Linked DNA regions of Homo sapiens: regions 1, 3 and 4 are each linked to region 2. The links are chromatin loops, found by intact Hi-C in ENCODE. Cell type or tissue: Caco-2. All regions are shown on one strand. Region 1 overlaps LOC124900169 (a long non-coding RNA gene). Region 2 holds the start of RBM46 (RNA binding motif protein 46). Region 3 holds the start of LOC124900169 (a long non-coding RNA gene). Region 4 overlaps LOC124900169 (a long non-coding RNA gene).

What was found. A loop is a pair of places that touch in the nucleus more often than their neighbours do. Peaks named below come from ENCODE experiments on the same cell type or tissue, not always from the same donor. Only the 100,000 strongest peaks of a DNase experiment are listed, where the experiment ranks them.
Region 1: a loop joins it to region 2, with 13 times the contacts of the local background. A loop is called at or near these places in 31 of 110 quality-filtered maps.
Region 3: a loop joins it to region 2, with 12 times the contacts of the local background. A loop is called at or near these places in 26 of 110 quality-filtered maps.
Region 4: it touches region 2 in a loop (10-fold over the local background); 14 of 110 quality-filtered maps call a loop at or near these places.

The regions. Positions count from the first base shown.
Region 1 is chr4:154,636,034-154,641,033 of GRCh38, forward strand. It overlaps LOC124900169 (a long non-coding RNA gene), which reads left to right. Exons shown (of 6, transcript XR_007058343.1): 2 at 296-363. Among named protein-coding and RNA genes, the nearest start is that of FGG, 26 kb to the left of the region's middle. In Caco-2, a CTCF peak has its summit at 1,883 (motif pointing right); no DNase peak of the experiment used is centred here.
Region 2 is chr4:154,777,162-154,782,161 of GRCh38, forward strand. It overlaps RBM46 (RNA binding motif protein 46), which reads left to right and starts at 4,111. Exons shown (of 5, transcript NM_144979.5): 1 at 4,111-4,275. LOC105377500 (a long non-coding RNA gene) reads right to left here and starts at 4,712. Exons shown (of 4, transcript NR_188451.1): 1 at 4,628-4,712. In Caco-2, a CTCF peak has its summit at 2,393; no DNase peak of the experiment used is centred here.
Region 3 is chr4:154,624,481-154,629,480 of GRCh38, forward strand. It overlaps LOC124900169 (a long non-coding RNA gene), which reads left to right and starts at 2,482. Exons shown (of 6, transcript XR_007058343.1): 1 at 2,482-2,669. RefSeq lists a silencer at 2,309-2,438. In Caco-2, a CTCF peak has its summit at 2,427 (motif pointing right); a DNase peak (open chromatin) is centred at 2,471; H3K4me3 peaks cover 975 bases.
Region 4 is chr4:154,684,262-154,689,261 of GRCh38, forward strand. The region is part of intron 2 of LOC124900169 (a long non-coding RNA gene); the gene reads left to right. Among named protein-coding and RNA genes, the nearest start is that of LRAT, 57 kb to the right of the region's middle. In Caco-2, a CTCF peak has its summit at 2,699; no DNase peak of the experiment used is centred here.

The DNA of each region.
Region 1 (5,000 bases), 140 kb before region 2:
GCTAATAGATCACAAAAGAGAAGTGGTTACTTTGTTTAGTTCCTTTAAAGCCCAATTTTTTCACTTTGGTGGTAATGAAAGTTTAGTGCATCTTGAACATAATACCAGATCTTTCCATCAATTGATTATATTTCAAATTCACATAGGATTAGTTCATATCAAACAACATAAATATTACAATTTCTTAATGTTCATTATGGCCTTGGAAACATTAAAAGGTTGACTAGTCTGCATTATTGCCTTTGATAGCCAAATATATTTTATAGTGAATAATACATTTCTTTTTATATTTTAGGACCTGGGCTATGCTCCTGATTTTATACAGACTGCCATGGCTCCAGATATAAAAGACCAAATAAAAAGGTAATTTGAAAACTATTTTTCATATGGATTATCTTAATTTTTTGTATTCAGTAGAATGTCAGATTTTAAGATAGAATCTCACACACACACACACACACACACACACACACACTTAGTAAAACTGTTTGACTTACATAGTCACAAAAAGTAAATAACTTGATGAACCTTTAAAAGGCCTTTAATAGACACATGCACACATATGTTTATTGCAGCACTGTTTACAATGGCAAAGTCATGGAACCAACCCAAATGCCCATCAATAATAGACTGGATAAAGAAAACGTGGTATGTATATACCATGGAATACTATGCAGCCATAAAAAAGAATGAGTTCATGTCCTTTGTGGGGACATGGATGAAGCTCGAAGGCATCATCCTCAGCAAACTAACACAGGAACAGAAAACCAAACACTGCATGTTCTCGCTCATAGGTGGGAGTTGAACAATGAGAACACATGGACACGGAGGGGAACAACACACACCAGGGCCTGTTGTGGGGTAGGGGAAAAGGAGAGGGAACTTAGAGGTCGTGTCAATAGGTGCAGCAAACCACCATGGCACAGGTATACCTATGTGACAAACCTGCATGTTCTGCACATGGATCCTGGAGCTTAAAGTAAAATTTTTTTTTAAAAAAGGGCTTTATTGGCCAGGTGCGGTGGCTCACGCCTGTAATCCCAGCACTTTGGGAGGCTGAGGCGGGCGGATCATGAGGTCAGGAGATCGAGACCATCCTGGCTACCACGATGAAACCCCGTCTCTACTAAAAATACAAAAAAAAAAAAAAAAAAATTAGCTGGGCATGGTGGCGGGGGCCTCTAGTCCCAGCTACTTGGGAGGCTGAGGCAGGAGAATGGCGGGAACCCGGGAGGCGGAGCTTGCAGTGAGCCAAGATCGCGCCACTGCACTCCAGCCTGGGTGACACAGCGAGACTCCGTCTCAAAAAAAAGGGCTTTGTTAGTTGCCTTGTGGTTCTGAGGAAAGAAGGCGGTTGCCATTATGTGAAAGAATTTTTAGAAATACAAAGCCACTTTTAATGCCCCAGCATTTTGGGGGATGATTTCCAGTTGGAGAAAGTTAGAACTGAACTGTTTGCTCTCTGGCACTCTGGATATCCTGTGACTCAGGACGAATCATTTTATGATGACTCCCGGGAGTTAGTGTGAAACTTGAGGCTATGAAACCAATCAAAGCAGCTTCCCAAACTAGAACCAAATCCAGGACTCTGGCCTCATTATCACAGTGGTTTGATTTATTGAGCTAATGAAGAAAGTCTTTTGTAATTGAGTACTGAATATCATATGGTGTTACTGAATATCTCCTTTTGAAGTACTGAAAATGTACTTCTGCTTAAGAAGGATCAATTCCTTAGAACGTGCTGTTGTTTTAGATCTACATGAGGAGCTTTGAATAATTAACAGTCTGGATGTTGTTGCTATGTACGACTTAGTTTTATTAATGACACATTTCAGAATGCACCATAGAGTTGGAAGGGCTGTCTTTAAAATACCGTTATCATCCAGGAGGGGGAGGTATATCTTCTTTTAAGAAGTCAATTGCCCAGAAAAAAGAATAAAACTAGTTATACTATCTTGCAAAAAAAGAAAGCAAAGCTTCATTTGAAAAAGTAAATTTTGTCAAATTTGCAAAACTTCTTATAAAATCACCAGAATTGTTGCTAAATTTTCTATTTGTATACTATCTTTCACTTTTTTTTTTCTATTTGTATACTATCTTCACTGAGATGTGAGGAAACCCTCACATGTCAGTTAATCCACATTTATACTGCTCTTGCTATGTATGTATGTGCCAAATATAGAGCTGGACATCACAGGGCACAAGCAGTGTTCAAGTCACCAGTGCCTCATAGATGAGAGGGTGGAAATAGGAACAGGTTAGGGGGAGGAAATTATATTCAATAAAGGTACCTGTTGAAACTATTATTGGGAAGTATTTCTGTAAACAGGGTGAGAATGGTGTCAACCTAAATTGAGCAACAGGGATTAATTCTCAAGCTTATTAGGGAATAGCAAGGAACTGCAATCAACATAATACATAATACATGCCTGCTATGGAGGACCATAAGGGTATCCGAGGGAGTTGGGAAAAAAAGGAAGCTTTTAAAGGCAAAAAGATATCCATGTACCTGTTTTGAAATAAAGACCACTGGCTACAGGTCTTTTTACATGCAGTGGCATTTGCTCATTGGTGGTACTGGCTGTTGGTAGGAGAGAGTTTTCATAGAAGTGGCTTAACTGGAAATTTCCAGTTGAGGAAGTCATTTCTGGCAGTTCCTGGTGCAGGCACACATGTGTGAGGGCCCTTCCTTCATGGCCTCCCACTGCATTTTGTTAGGGTTTGACATAAGTGACTCCGTTTTGGGTACTGACAATTTTCACAGGAGTTCTATTCAATAGAAGTAACAGTAAGAAGGTTGAGAATGGATATAAAGGAGAGTAGGATTGAGCTTTAGGGAACCCCTGGAGAGAGGAGAAATGGTAGCAGCTAAGGAGATAACAAATGGGAGAGGATACCAGGTGCGGTGGCTCGTGCCTGTAATCCCAACACTTTGCGGGTTGGAGGCAGGCTGATTGCTTGAGCCTAGGAGTTCAAGACTAGCCTGGGCAACATAGCAAGACACCTTCTCTACCAAAAATGCAAAACTTAGCTGGAACCATGGTGCATGCCTATAGTCCCAGCTGCTAGAGAGGCTGAGGCGGGAGGATCGCTTGAGTCCAGGAGTTTGAGGCTTCATTGAGCTAGGATTGCATCACTGCACTCCAGCCTGGGTAACAGAGCAAGACTTTGTCTCTTAAAAACACACACACACATGAGGGGAGGGAGGTGAACCCTGGAAGAAGTGGGAAGAATCTGGATGATCACAGGAACCCTGGAAGGAGGGAGTTTTAAGAAAGTAGTGGTGCTGGGGGAGGAGGCTAGGAGGATAGAGTGAGTTCACATGGACCTGAATAGGTTTAGGAGAATGCACACAGAGAAAAAGATTTTGTATTTGATTAGAAAGAGTACTAGTGGGTATAAATTCTAATTATAGACACTTAGTAACCATTCTTTGGCCAGTTGATAGAAGTGGTTTAGTAGAACATTTAAGTCCATATAGAGCTTGATGCAGCAGATGACAGCAGACAAGGAGCAGGAAAAGCAGGGTTTCCATCTTGCCTCTGTCACTAACAAGCTGCATGACCCTGGTTGAATCACTCGTCTCTCCTCTCCTTAATTGCTTCATCTATAAATGAAGTTTCTTAAATTGATGTCCAAGGATGAGCTTCAGAGATTCTGAGATGTCTGAAATTATAAGCTAAAAAAAAAGGGGGTTTTCCCTCTAGGGAGAAGGTCTATAGTTTTGATCAGATCCCCCAAAGTGATAATGCATCCTAAAAAGTTAAGGACTACTGGATTAGGTGATCATTAAAGTCCTGCTTAGTATACAATATCAGGAATTTTTAATCTCTGACTTTCGTTTCTCTATTGTATTCCATATGGCCTGTCTCCCAAATCACTCTCAGAGACCACTCTAAGGATTAGATTTTCTGAAATGTAATTGACTGTATCAGTCATCCCCAGGGGATTATTTAGAAAATCCAGGCAATTTTTAAAATTAAAGTTAATCATTTCTTTAGTAGTCCACAGACATTTTCATTAGGACACAACCTTTATATCACTATTTATATCATTTACTAGCCATGCATCTAATGATCATAAACACCAGAAGTGGCTGTAGCCACTTAAACACATGTGGATGTCATTGCCTTTAGTGTTTTCCCTCCAAAAGGAAAAAAAATTGGGAAGAAAAAGCAGTTTATTGAATGTAAACTGGTGACTGAGCTCCCATCAGAGTGATTGCTTTGGTGGTTCTCTTCTGGCAGGCATGTAAGCTCTTAGCAGTAGAGGGGTACTGAGCCCCCAAGTATGCTGCTGCCCTTCATAAGATGGCCAGGAAGGCCGGTGTGGATTTGAATACAACAGTTATCACTGTAGATAATGTCATGGGGGATGTTATTGACATTTATATTATATGCTTCTAAGCAAGAAGCCATCCTGCCATGTAATATACAATTATGATCATTTAATTTGGTGTAATTAATAGATAAATCTTAGGATTGAGCTCTAGAAATCCCTTTCAGGTCTCTTGTTACTTTATAAAATCTGGTGTGTCAGCTGCCTTTACTGGTTAATGATTTATGTCTATAAACCACCTATGTGGATGGTATTCAAGATGTATTGTTTCACTGAAAGCAATGTTTAAAATAACTCTGGACATTTCTAATTCACACAGAAGGTTAAGCTGAAATTGTGCTTCTTATAAATCATAAAGTTATTTAGCACAATCTGTTATCCACCTTTCTCATCTTACCATCATTTGGTTCTAACTGATGGATTTTGCTGCAAGTGATACATTCTACGTGTCACAACAGAAAGGGAAATGAAGTTAATAAATACTTTTATTAACACTTCAGTTTGAAAAGCTAAATGTTGAAGGCAAGTGTCATACTTTTCCTTGGAGCTGTTTCTTTAGCACCGTCTTTAGCTCCCAGTGAAATGCAAGAGGTGGAAAATCCCACCTGTGAAATCCAAACACAGTTCTTGCTGGTCATGGATATTTGCAATATTGGTATGAG
Region 2 (5,000 bases):
CTGCATTTGAGAAATGCAAGCAAAGTGCCCTCTTGGGCACCAAACGGGAGTCTCTCTCTGCTTCCTCTGCAGTGACAAATGACAGAGTTGGACTGTCCCAGCTGGAATCATCCAGGGAAGATGCCATCCATGGAGTGCTAAGAGAGAAATGTCATGCCTAAGAAAGTGCTTTGCCTCACACATCCTTCATGGCCAGGTGTACTGAAGTGCCTGAACCAATGCTGGCCCTGTTGTCCTCAACCAAAATAATTTTCTTCATGGAATATATTTATGATGGCTTAAAAAAACTTAAAATGCAATTTAAAAGTTTCTGGGAGAACCAGAGTATCAGAATGAAAGTTAGAAGAGAGGAGTTGGAGATCCAGTATTGCTGCTGACTGGCTCTTTGACTTGGGGCAAGTTAATTTCAGCTTTCCCAGCCAAATGGTTGCTAAGGTGTCTTACAGCTCTAGTTTTCATTGTAACTTGTTACCCAGGGAAGCACACTACCAAACTTATCCAGTGAGATAAGACAGGAAAGATTTAATCACATTCTCTCTCAACCAAAGTTAATCAGTCTTCATTATCAGAAACTTATTTTTTATTACATATATTAGTTTCTTATGTTGTGAGTTAATCCTAGATCTCTCAGAGAAAAATGTGTATTTCCTTTCGCATCACCTATTTCTATTATTGTGGTTTATTTATGTATTTATTTTTAATAATTAGATAAGTGGATCCTGATGTTAACTAACAACTTATACCAATCTGAAAAGGGTTAGCTTTATGAGTACTTCCTTTAGTTTGCCCCTATGTCAACTGAGGCCTTGGTCATGGGTTTGGTCCATATATAGGCCATTAGCTACATGTGAAGAAGATCTCAGGTTCTGATTTGCTGCCTTGGGAAGTGAGGTTGTTAATCATAGGGGGTACACTGACAGGATGTAAATATGGCTCATCACCATAACTGGAAAAAAGCAATGTTAATGCGCCTCTCCCGCCACATATAGTCATCTTGGTGCTGATGCTCACCTTCCAGTATAATGAAAAGTTCAAATTCATCTGTCAGGCAGAATGCATTAAACCAGGATAAGAAAGTAAGGGTCAGTGAATTAGAATAAACATACTTACTACACACATAAAATAAAACAAAACCCCAAATCCACACTTCCAAAACAGGTTTGAGATGACATTTCAATTGAAGATTCACCACATTAAAGAGTTCCTTGTTCCTGAGCGATGTGCTGTAGATCATTAATTCTATAAACATGCAAGTAGCTGCCATGTTTTTGGTGGATCTGTGTCATATCACTGCCACAGTGATAAAGGAAGCTGAAGAAGCTCCAACACATGGAAAATAAACCAGATCACTGCACAGGCTCATTTATATGGAACAGAGGACTAAGTTGGATGTTAAACATTTTAAAGATTTCCCATTGCTTCTCTTTCCTTTGTCAGGGGGTGTATTTTGCAGAATGTATATGAAAATAACTTCTAAGTGATATAAAAGCTTGCATCTTAACTTCTAAGTGATATAAAAGCTTGCATTTTATATGGGGAAAATACATGTATTCAGACTATTTTTAACCACTTGAATTTTGCATCTCTTCCTTTTTTTTTTTTTTTTTTTTGAGACAGGGTTTCGCTCTGTCATCCAGGCTGGAGTGCTGTGGCACGGTCATAGCTCACTGCAGCCTCAAACTCCTGGGCTTAAGTGATCCTCTTGTCTCAGCCTAACTCAAAGTAGTTAGGACTACAGGTGTGTGCCACCACACCCGGCTCCTTCCAATTTTTTATTGATAACTTTTACTTCCCATGTCACACAGTCACTATTATTTCTCTTTCTGGTGTTTGCAGAGATCCCCTTCTATTTTCTCCCTTGTATGCCAAGTATCTTTCGACACTTCTTTTTAGTCACAAACACCTTTACATTGCTTATCATCTTCCTTCTTACTCATTTGGGTCACCTTTTCCCATAAGCTCAAATAATCTTAAAACAAATCCAATTTGGAATCTGTTACTGAAGAATTCTAGCTGATAAAAGTGTTTTGGATCTCTTTCTCTGGGAGCCTTGAGAAATAAAGTTAAAGGTCATTTCTTTAATTGTACATGCAGACAATAGTTTTTATAGCATTTGAAAAGTATACCTATTAATAAACTTTAGGATAATAAAAACTTAGACAAAATCTAACCAAAATGACATACAATGTTAAGTATGGGAAGGGTCTTTAAACAACACTGTCTCATCTATGGCAAGGTTCTATGGTCTGACTGTAATGCCTATTGAGAAGCCCTTGTCTATTTGGTTTTCTTTATACTTGGGGAGAAAAAAGACAAAAAGGGAAACAAGAAAACCAGCAATGTTCAACAACCTTCCAGGCTATTTCCAAGAACAATCTTTGTACCTCACAACATCTCCACCTAGTGACTCCTTAAGGATCTTACAGCCATTCCTAGAAATTACTTGTTTTAAATTGCCACTAATATGCCTAACCTCATTTCAGATAATTTAACCTTAAACACATGTATTTAGAATTAATTACTAGGAATTGAGAAGGTACCGACATGAAAATGAAGAATGAGGAGAATCTTTTTCTGGAGAAATAAAAGAGCAGCAAAAAATAGTAATCAATATAACAATCACAGTTCCCGAGGTACAGAATTGGTGACATGTCAAACAAAGCCAACTAGATCTATCAGTCTAGGTTTTCTAGTTGCTTTATTTTGAATGCATACATCTTATATAAAATGACACTTGTATTCATTGACTAAAGGGCAGACGGCTTACAAAAAATATTTGTTGAGCTTCCAGTGTGCATCAAGTACTATGCCAAGTTTTCTACTTGTTTCTGGACGTATTTTGAGACAGTATAGTATAGCAATTATGTCTGTAGGTTTCAAACTGGAGCCACTTACTTGCTATATGACTTTGCCCAAACTACTTAAGGTTTCTGCATCTGTTTCCCCGTCTGCAAAGTAGGGCTAGTAACTTTACCAAAGTTACTGTGAGAATTAAATGAAAATATGAAAAGTCCTTAGGATTGTTTCTGGCATCTGGCTCAATATTTGGTAATATCATATATTATTTTATTCTCACAATCCCCACTTTAAACAGGGTCTGTCTGGCTCCAAAGTCCCTGCTAATTCCTCACTGTTGTAGTATATTTAAAAATTAAAAATATACTTTAACAAAATTTAAATTGGTAGACATTCATTAGTTCCTTGAATATATGGAGAAAATACATTAGGAGTTAATGTGGAAGAAATCACCTTGAGGTTGGGAATAAGGAGATCTGTGTTACTCGGTGAATATTCTGGGCATGAAGTTCCTTGTTAATTAGAGAATCAACATGAGCTAGGTTCTTTATTGTCTAATATTCCATGAATCTAATATTATCTATACATAAATAGTTGGTTCCTAAAGGTGGTTTTTTCTTTCCTTGTCTGCATTTAATTTCGAGCTGTCTTCAAAGGAAGCAAAACTGAAGTTATGCATACCGAATGCCAAACAACCCTATCTGTGAAAGTTGGTTTTACAAGAGCATAGAACCCAGTTCGGCAGTTCGCCTCTGCCAAATGTCCCTGCAAGCTGATTAGTGGTAGCGTCAAGCCTATCGCTAGTTCTCCTCATCTAACCCATTTTCTTAGTCATTGTCATTTAAACCACTTATACTTTATACTTCTAGTCCTATTTGCAAATCCATCTTTTAGCTTTATAACCCACCTCCCCCTAGCCCTTAATTTCAAAGGTCCACCGGATATATGTGGTTGTTTTGCGCCAAACTAGCAGTTTACAAGAAAACTACATCAAACAAGAAAAAGAACCATTACGATGCATCTATGTTTTCCCTTAAGTGCGGAATTTCACACTGCAGCCCTCGTCTTCAAACACCTAAACAATGCACCTAGGACCTTCATTTATTATTCCGTGCCCACCCACACCCTAAAAATCGCTCTCTTCACCCCAATTGCTCGAAATGCCTGTCACTCCAAGCACTTTGACTAGCCCAAGAGCCTCATTTAAACTTTAGCCCCACTCTCTCCTCCTCGCCCCGCCCCGAAGCTAATCCCTGATTGGATGAGGCACCACTCCTCGTGGGGCTGCTTAGGCCACCGCGCGCGCTGCGCGCTGGGAAACGAGTGGAGACACGAGGACCAGCGCGAGCGGTCCCGGTGGGCTACCCTCCCCCTGCGACGACCCCCCCTCGCTCTGACCGACTGGTCCCCTAAACGGTGGCGGCGGTTTTTGGTCGTTGGGCCCCGGGATTTAGGACCAACATTTGAAGACCCGAAGGGGTGAGGAGGGGAAAGGGGAAACGGGGTCACTACCAGACCACTGCTAACGGCTGGATAGTGCCCGGCTCACTCTCACGCCGAATACACAGTGGGGGCTGGCGGCGGTGGCTGCGGGGTTCACCCTCGTCCTTCCCCAGCCCCGTCGAGCAGTGGGAGGGCAAGTGTCCGAGACGCTGCTTCCTGCCCCGGCAGCATCCGGCCAGAAGGCGCCCTCGCCGTCACCCAGGCGCTGCATGGTGAGGGCCCAGCGGCCAGTCTCTTTGGGGCGTCTGGCGGCCTCTTCCGCCCCGCGGCGCCCTGCGCTCTCCGCCTTATTTCCGCTCTCCCCCGCTGCCTTCCGGCCGCTTCCCACCTGTGCTGCATTTCGTGTTATTTTCCTGACACGCTTACGCCGACGACCAACGACCGCTGCAGGCCCGGGCCGCTGCCTGGCCGTTGTAGGGTCCGCGCGTCCCCTGGAGGCTTTGGACGCCGTCTGGGGCGTCCCGACGGCTGGGTGAGATTCAGCAGTCTGGTTTCAGAATTGAATTCAGGCTGGGTGAGCTTTAGCGGGCTCCTAGTCGTTTGCGTGGAGTTCTAGCCGGGACTGAGCCTCGAACTTTACTTTGCCTTTGTCTCCCTGTTTCTTCCCCGAGTACCTCGTGTGTGCTGGGCTGTGGGCAGTGGGAGGCCGCGGGTGCACAGGGAAGATAGCTCGCCTCTCCCCCGACACACGGACGGCAGCA
Region 3 (5,000 bases), 150 kb before region 2:
ATATGATGTATATATGAAAGGGAGTTTATTAAGGAGAACTGACTCTCATAATCACAAGGTGAAGTCCCACAATAGGCCATCTGCAAGCTGAGGAGCAAGGAAGTCAGTCTGAGTCCCAAAGCCTCAAAAGTAGGGAAGCCGAAAGTGCAGCCTTCAGTCTGTGGCCTAAGGCCTGAGAGCCCCGGCAAACCACTGGTGTAAGTCCAAGAGTCCAAAAGCTGAAGAACTTGGAGTCCGATGCTCTAGGGCAGGAAGCATCCAATACGGGAGAAATATGAAGGCCAGAAGACTCAGCCATTCTATTCCTTCCACATTCCTCTGCCTGCTTTCATCCTAGCTGCGCTGGCAGCTGATTGGATGGTGCCCACCTACATTGAGGGTGGGTCTGCCTTGCCCAGTCCACTGACTCAAATGTTAATCTCCTTTGGCAACACCCTCGCAGACACACCCAGGATCAATGCTTTGCATCCTTCAATCTAATCAAGGGGCTGGATTTGTTTAACCATCACACAAGGGGCTGTTTTTGTTTTTGTTATTGTTTAAGAGATGAGCTCTCCCTCTGCCGCCCAGGCTGCTGTGCTGTGGCACAATTAAAGCTCACTGCAGCTTAAAACTCCTGTTCTCAAGCAATCCTCCCACCTCAGCCTCCCATGTAGCTGGGACTACAGGCATGCATCACCACGCCCAGCTAATTTTTTAAATTTTTTAGTTTTGTAGAGATAGGGTCTCACAATGTTGTCCTGTTAGTTGCCTAGATTGGTTTCAAATTCCTGGCCTCAAGCAATCCTTGGACTCCCCAAATGCTGAGATTATAGGCAAAAGCCACCAAGCCCAGCTGGGCTCACTAATTGAAGGTTATGAAAGCATCACACCCTTTTTAGGCAATCCCTTCTCCCTCTGTATGGCTGAATGTAGGAAAAAAGTATCTCCCTCCCATGGTTAGTTAAGGATCAGACTCACTTGTTCTAATCTTGCCTGTACAAGTTAGTAGCTCTGTGTTCCTGGACTATTAGTTAGCCTCTCTGTGCCTGTTTCCTTTTATCAGACTGACTTCCTTGCTCCTCAGCTTGCAGATGGCCTATTGTGGGACTCACCTTGTGATTATGAGAGTCAATTCTCCTTAATAAACTCCCTTTCATATATACATCATATATACATCTATCCTATTAGTCCTGTCCCTCTAGAGTACCCTGAATGATCCACCAGGCTGTCGGGGCTTAAATTCCAGCTTTATAACTTACTTCTAGCTGTGTGACCTTAGGAAATGTTCCTGCTTCTTTGTCTCAATTTCCTCAATTGTAAAAAGGGAATAATATTATTACCCATCTTATAGGGTTGTTTTGTCTAATGTGTTAATAAATGTAAACATTTAAAACATTACATAAGAGCTGATTTTACTATTATTATAAAAAAGCTCTTAAAACAGTTTCTGGTCAGCATTAAGAACTCAATAATTGTTAATGGTTAATATTAGTCATGTAACTACCCAGATAATCCATAAACTGTATTAGTCATCCTGTTAAGAAGCAAGGCCTGGTTTGTCTTCTTCCTTTTATTATACAATTTTACTGCTTCTAATTTAAACTCTTGCCTCCCTAAGTTCAATCCAGGAAGAGAGTCAGGATTAAAGGACTAGAAGGAAAGACAAGAGTGCTGATGGAAACAAAACTACTCAAATATAGGTGTTAAAGAGAGAGAAAGAGACAGAGAGGGAGACAGAGAGAGAGAGAGAGAGAGAGAGAGAGACTTTGTCAGCTAAAAATTAACTAGACTGTCAGCTCCTGCGTCTTCTGCATCCCTCTCAGAACCTGGAAAAAAATATTTGCAGTGGTCCTGATGTCCGCAGCAGGCCTTGCTCCGATGGTTTTGCAGAGTAGCAAGTGAAGATTTCCAAAAGGCGGAAGAGCGGGATAAGAGAAGAAAAAGAGATAGATAAGCTAGCACAGGAACAAGGCTCAGAGCAGGAAAGTTACCAGGACAGAACAGGGAGGGACTGACTGTCACAGGGCAGGGAGCAGGAGGAAAGAAGCCACTTTTCAGTGAAAGGTATTTGTAATTACAAGAAAGCCAGGTTCTTCAGGGCCCTGGAGAAACAGAAATACAATTCCCTGGCTTCTGGGGAGAGCACTTAGGGGCTCCTATATCCTCATCCCTTTGGATTTTCCCTTCTCAAACGCCAGAATTTGGAAAAGGGTGGGGAGGGTCTTTAAATTATTTGGCACAAACTCCGAAAAAGTGGAGAGGCTGTGAGCCAGCCACCCTCCGACTAGGTTTTGTGGTGATGGTTGCTGAAATCACTTGCGCACAGGATGACAGGAGCTGGGAACCTCAAGGTAGGTGAGCCTGCCAAGACGCGGGTCCGGGACTCGGCTGGGGCGCAGATGGAGCCCGCCCGGTAGGGGGTGTGCGGAGCCCTGTTTTCTGGGCTCCGGCCCCCAGCCCAGCCCAGCCGCCGCAGGAGCGCTCGGCCAGTAGGTGTCTCTGCTCCTCGGGCGGCCTTGAGCAGTGCCTAACGTTGAGCGTGAGGCTCGTGCTCCGGGTCTCGCGGGCGGCCGCCTCGGGCGTCGAGTCCCGGAGATTGGACAGACACCAGAGCCTGGGGACCGCGGAGTGACCGGGTGGGGCTGGAGGGCGGCGCCGCGCCTTCTGGGGAGACGCGGAGGTATCAGGTAATCCCCCGGCGGCCTGCGCCAGGCAGTCATGCCCACCCGAGCCCTGGGACCTTTTTCACCTCCTCTTTCCAGGGAGGAAAGGCGGCAAGGGAGGCGCGAGGAGTTAGTTGCAGCCCTGGAGGCAGACACTGAACTCCAAGATAATGCCACTTGGACTCTGAAAGTGGGCTCTTCTCTACCACGCGATCCAGCTTAGCTTTTACCTTTTCTCTAGAGGTAGAGAGGGCCGGGTGCCAACTCCTTGCTCAACTTCTCACTGGAAAAGTGGCTGCCTTCCTCCGTCTCCCTCCCCTGGGCTCCGGCCAGGGGAGCAAGGCCTGCTGTGGACATGAGGAACTCCCTGCCCTGTCCTGGTAACTTTCCTATTCTGCACCTTCGCTTTGCTAGCTTGTCTACCTCCTTCTTTTCGCTAGCTTATCTACCTCCTTCTCTTCTTCGCTCTTCCTCCCACTGGAAATCTTCACTTCCTAGTCCGCAAAACCGTCCAGCGGAGGTTTGCAACAGAGTCGGCTCTTGGAATCATAGCCCTCTTAGGTTGGTGGTGGTTGTGGATTAGAGGGCAGCAGTAGGGACGATTAAAAGTAGTTTTTAATACTTAAATGGTTTAGGGCTTTCCTGTGCCTTTGTTCTGCCTAAACATTAGTTTGATTTACTAAAATCCTCTCCTACCCCATTTCTGGCATTTGGTAAAGAAACCAAGTGAAGGTAATCAGGCCTCGGGTATTTATGTATGTAGAAATCATCTAGCAAAATAGAACGAATAGATCATTTCTTTTGAGGGGCCGTAAACTTTTTTGTATGTTGAAGTGTGTTTTGATACTTGGGTGTTCCCTTGTTGCTGTGGCTGCCTGTTTCATTTGATTTGAGGGCCTTTGAGCATTGTCTGTCATTGACATTCTACTACTGAAGTTTATTCCTTTTGTTTAAAGTCTTAATATTCTTTTCCAGTCCCCCTAATGAATCACGGTTACCATGAGAAGGATGACCTCATGTTATTGAAGAAAAGTCCTGGTCTGAGATTCAGGAAACAAGATTCAGATGGCTTGTGTCCAGTGTTTAGTTCTGGACCCATTTCTGGGGCTAAGTGGCTATGTGATTTTGGTTGTTCAATTTATTTAACTTCTCAGAACCTTGGTTTTCTCATTTCAGGGAATCTGGGACCAATAACCCCCATCCATTGTTATATGACTGCTAAATTCAGTCTTCAATTCTTGGCTGTCTTCTTCCTTGATTACCAGTGGCATTTAACCAAAGTGATCATTGTCTCCTTGAAATACTTTCTACTTGAAGTCTCATGAGGTCTTCCTCCTTCCTCCTTGCCCACTACTTCTCAGTCTCCTTGACTGGTTCCTCCTCAACCCTAAAAGCTAAAGTTTGATGTGTACTAGGCCTCTTCTCTGACTCCATCCTCTCTAAGTGCTCTCCATCTATGACATTTAACATCACCATCTTGGAAGAATCCCACACTTATGCCTCCAACATGGACTTGTCCTCCTCTAAAATCCATACTCAGGTATCCAGCTGCCTTCTTGACATCTTCATAGGCATCTCAAAAGTAACATGTTCAAAACAGAACTCCTGATCTTTACCCCAAATCTGATTCTTCCCAAGTCTTGTTCACCTCATTAAATGGAATCCCTATCTTTCCATGCTCGAGCCAAAATCTTTGCAGTCAAACTTGATGTCTACCATCAGCCTAGTCCACACCTGCATCTCTCTAGTTGATCTATATCAATAGCCTCTGATCTAGTCATCCTAGTTGCTCTCTTGCACTCCCAAAGTTTTTTTTCTGCACACAGCTGCAAGAGTACCTATGCAGGAGAATCATATCCCTCATTGGATGAAAACTTCCCAATGGTTTATCTCATTTAGAGATCTACAAAACTGATTTAGTTTCCTCTTCTTTTCTGGTCTTATCTATTTCTACTCTCCCTTTTGCTCACCAACACTGCAGGCACGTTGGTTTCCCAGTTATGACTACAATATGCCAAGCACATCCCTGTCTTGGGAACTTTGCACATACTTGCCCCTCGGTGTGGAACACTCTTTCCCCAGACAGTGCATGGCAAGCACTTCACTTCCTTCAGGTCTCTACTCATTCAAATATTATCATATCAAAGACGCTGTCCCCTGACCACTCTACATCCAGTAGCCACAATTCTATGGGATTCCTCTTGGTATTATTCTTTTAACTGAGACAGGGTCTTGCTTTGTCACCCAGGCTGGAGTGCAATAGCATGAACATAGTTCAAGGCAGCCTCAAACTCCTGTCTAAAGCAATCCTCCTGCCTCAGTCTCCCAAGTAGCTGGGACTACAGGTGTGTGCCA
Region 4 (5,000 bases), 93 kb before region 2:
CATAAACATTTTATAATAGTTACTTACAGTTTTCTGTTCAGTTTTCCATGGGCAAGGAAAACTTGGGATGACAGAGTAGAAAGAATAGGAAGCAAGAGTGATAAACAGAAGTCTGAATGATGTAATTTGTTATTAGAATAAATTATCAGCAGGACAGAGTTCAAGCAGAAGCTTTCCCATGAGGCATGTAACATTTCTAAAAGGCATCAACATCAATTGGTGAAGAATTAATTCAGAAAGTGGAGGTTGGCTAGGGTCATGTAATCAGAGAGTGAGTGCAGATTTGAGGGTGGAGGCTGCGCAGCTGGCAAAAGGCTGGGCCAGCTTCCCGCAGGCAGGTGAAGGGAACAAGAGGGAGATAGCATGTGTGGAAGAAGCTGGGAGGAATGATTTTCTTTACATGTTTACTTTCTAAGCTTTTAAAAGGCATGCACATAGTACAGATTCAAACAGACAACAGAAAATCGAATGAGAATTAAGTCAGCTTTTCACTCCAACTCCCAGTCGCTGATTCCCCTCCCAAGGGCCAACACTGTCTTGCAAATCCTTCCAGAGGTACTCTACGCATGGACAAGCATTTATGTGCAGTTCTTCCTTTTTTTTTTTTTTTTTTACCCAAAAAGTAGCATTCTATACAATGCTTCCACTTTTTACATAGGTGGCATGCAAGGCATACCATTCTACACTGTGCATTCCTAACCAAATAGAGTATAGACTTCATTCCTCTTAATTCCCTTTTAAGAGCCACATTATATGCAGATGTGCCTGTCTCCAGCTGATGGACATTTAAGGTATTTGGTCCTGGACAGAGAACTTGGAGGTTGTAGGACAGGAATAAGAGGGAGATAATTTTTAATGTATACTACTTTCTTGACTTTGATAATGTGTATGTAGTTTGCATATTCAAGGGGAAAAACATTCGAAGAGTCAAAATATAGTCACATGCCCCCTTTGCTTAACTACCTTCTGTAAATTTTTTTACTGTGAGGATAAACCCAGTCCAGACCTACATGGCCTGCTTGGGCGGGCCTGTCTGTCTCCCCAGAGCCTTTTGGGGACTTTGCCCTGGTCCCCACACTCCAGCCCATCTTTCAGTTCTTCTAACATGGACTCTTTTTCACCTCAGCAGTGAGAAAGCTCATGCACTTTTGTATTCTCCCTGCTCCCTGAACCGCTTATTTCCTTTACTTACTCTCTTTTTGGCCTGCAGGGAAAAGTTCTCCAATCTAAATTGGGTCCCCTTATTAGTTTCTGTCATAGAACGATGAAATTATTTATTGATATGTCTGGATTTTAGTCTTTGCTGTGGGTACCACTTTTTACTTCATTGGTCTGGGGTAGTGGGAGAAACATTTTGTTGAGATTCAAGAAATCTGAATTCTGATCCTACCACTGCATGGCATGACTGCGGCCTTCAGCAAATCACTTACCTTCCCTGGCTTCAATTTTCTTACCTGTAAAATGAGAAAAACAGACTGGTTGATTTCTAAGGCCCTATAATTTGTGGTATTAGAACACTGTGAATACATAGGATAAAGTGAAATACATATAAATGTTGAATGCTAGTATACTCTTTATATAACATGGAATGCATTTAAATATTGAATGCTTGTATAAAAGTATTTTATGTTACAAATGGATGTTTAATTTCTTTCTTCAGAGTTACATAACTTTATGATTATTCCTTACAGAATAGTTTCCTAATTTCTCCCCTAACTTTTACAAATGTGTCAAATCCACAGATACCCAGACAATATTCAAAGATAAACTTAATATACAGACTAGTATATTCTAATATGCCAATACCCAGACAACATTCAAAGATAAACTTAATATACAGACTAGTATATTCTAATATGCCAAACCCTAATTTTCTTATAATGCCCTCCTTGCAATATTTTTATAAGGCATTTATAATTTTTTATTATTGTGGATCCATATTAGTTGTACATATTGATGGGGTACGTGTGATATTTTGATACAAGCATGTAACATGTAATAATAAAATCAGGGTAGTTAGGATATTCATCACCACAAGCATTTATTATTTGTGTTAGGAACTTTCAATTCCATTCTTTTAGTTATTTTTAAATATACATTAAATTATTATTAACTATAGTTGCAGTATTGTGCTACTGAACACTAGATCTTATTTATTCTATCTAACTGTATTTTTGAACCCCCTAACCAACCACTCTTTATCTCCTGCCTCCCAACTACCCTTCCCAGGCTCTGGTAACTATCATTCTATTCTCTATCTCCATGAGTTCAATTTTTTTAACTCCCACATGAGTGAGAACATGCGATGTTTGTCTTTCAATGCCTGGCTTATTTTGCTTAACATAATGTCATCCAGTTTCATCCATGTTGCTACAAATGACAGGATTTTATTCTTTTTTACAGCTGAATAGTATTCCATTGCCTTCTTCCATTCATCTGCTTATGGACACCTAGGTTGATTCCATATCTTGGCTATTGTGAATAGTGCTGCAGTAAACATGGGTATGTAGATATAGCTTTGATATTCTGATTTCCTATTTTTGGATATGTACTTAGCAGTGGGATTGCAGGATCATAGGTAATTCTATTTTTAGATTTTTGAGGAACCTCTAAGCTATTCTCCTTAGTGGCTCTACTAATTTACCTTCCTACCAGCACTGCATGAGGGTTAAGGCATTCTTTCTATCTAGAGTCTATAATTTGAGTTATTAGCTCATACAGTTATTTCTCATTCTTGTTTTTTATTAAATTCTAGAACCACTAGAGGGTGTATATGTTCAGAGAGAACAAAAAGTTCATTTTTTTTCTACTCTCGACATAAAGAGCTCATGTGAAAAGTTTCTGTTTGAGGAAAAGACTAAAAATATCTGATTGCATTTTGGTTTTTGGAGCAATGGGAAATTCTCATCAAAAAAGCAACCAAAAAAAAAAAAAGACTTTTTGCAACACATTTTAAGATTTTTGTTTTCTGTTAAAATAGGTAATTCTACAAAGTGAATACTTAAATTGAAAGAATGTATCCAATAAATACTATTCAATTCAGTAAATGTGATGAAAATTGTCTGCCTTCTTAGCTCTTTCAGCTTTCTCGGCTCTAAGAATAATTTGCTCCCATTCCATAAGAATTTTTAATTGTAAAAGTATTCCTTCCTTTACTGATTCCTACTTAAAAATTCTGGACACTGTTTTAACTTGTATTTTCTGAAGAGCTAATAGTGCCTTATATTAGAAAATTAACCCTCTGTTATAATGGACTGCACAGGGTTATATTATAATAACTTAGCAAACTACTATATTGTGAGAAGGAAATTGCTTTGTGTATTCTTTTTTCTTCAGCTCTTGGTCTGACAGCAGCTGTTGAAGGGTGTCCAAAAGTATTTCTGATGATAAGCTAAAGTCAGTCTTTCACATCTAAGTCTTTCCCCTTAGATAGTTGGCTGGATAAAGGTGAGAGCAGGCAGGTGTAGGGGTTGGAGGCCTGTGGTTCTGGCACATCTTGTTTATTAACTCTCCTGAGCTCACTGGGGGTTCTATTTTTTTTTTTTTTAAGAGACAGGGTCTTGTTGTGTTGCCCAGGCTGAAGTGCAGCGGCTGCTCACAGATGCAGTCATTGCACACTACAGCCTCGAACTCCTGGGCTCAAGAGATCCTCCCACCTCTGCTTCCTGAGTAGCTGGGACTACAGGCATGCATGAACACACCTGGTTTTCTGTCATGATTCTTGAACATTAAGCTTGACTTATCTGAGAATCACCTGTATTGATCCTGGATAAATCAACAGGTTAATTGGTCCCTGGGGTTAAAGTTCTCATGAGATAAGTGGCTTTTCTAGCAAATAACATAATCGGGCTGAGCTAATCTATTTTTCCAACCACTAATGTACAAGTGGGAAAATCTGATTCAATGACAACTAAAGGTGGCTTATTTAGCATCATATAAAATTAGAGAAAGTTGATCAACTCACTTAGGTGAGTATTTCTTCTACCAGGATCCCTAGTTCAGACAGTTTCTCTGGGTGGTTCTTTTTGTTTCTAGTAAGTGAAGCAAACTCTTATACTTAAGTGAACTTTTCTTGCTGCTTTGTGTTCTATCCTTTTGAGATAAGATATGATATGTTTAGATTTCTGGATTCCAGTATGTATTGGCATCTGTTTAGTCAGGAATACATGGATTCTCTTTCCGTCTAAAAGTCAGATTAGGCAGAAAATGGCCTCAAAAGAGTTGTCTATCTTGTTTATTCCTTTCCCTCCAGAGCCCTGTATGAGAAGGGTCTCACACCCCCCGCACCACTCCTCCAGAACTGCCCAGGCAAGGTCCTCCATAACCTTCATTTTGCTTAATACTATGGTCTATTATTGTCATCATCTTAAATCCTGAGCATAATTTGACACAGTTGGGCACTCCTCCCCTCCTTTACGTACTTTCTCAACTTGGTTTCCAAGGCACTGCCTTTGCGTGGATGTCTTCTACCTCATTATCTGATCCTCCACCCCCTCCTTTTCCTGACTTCTATACATTGCGATGCCTCAAGACATGGCCCTTTTTCCTCTCTTCTTTGCTAGCTGCTGTCACTCCCTGGATGATCTGATCTTATTTTTTGCCTTTAAATACCACCTATATGCCAATGGCTCTCCAATTTATTCTTCCAGCTTCTATGTGTCCCTTGAACCCCAAGCTCATATACCAGCTGTGTACTTAGCAACTCCATCTGGGTGCCTGGTCAACATTTCAAACTTAACACGTCCCAAACTAAACTGCAATTCCACCCCCATCCAACCAGCTCCCTGCCTTTTCTCAGCAAATGGCAGCTCCAAGCCAAAAATCTTCCTGTTATCCCTGACTGCTCTTTTTTTTTTTTTTTCTCATGCCCTGGATACATGATAGCTGTGCCCGTATCTTCAAAATAAGCCAAGCATCTGACTACTTCTTATCACCTCCTCTCTTGCTACTCTGGTTCTAGCTGCCATCATCTCTGGCTTGAATGACTGTGATAATCTCTT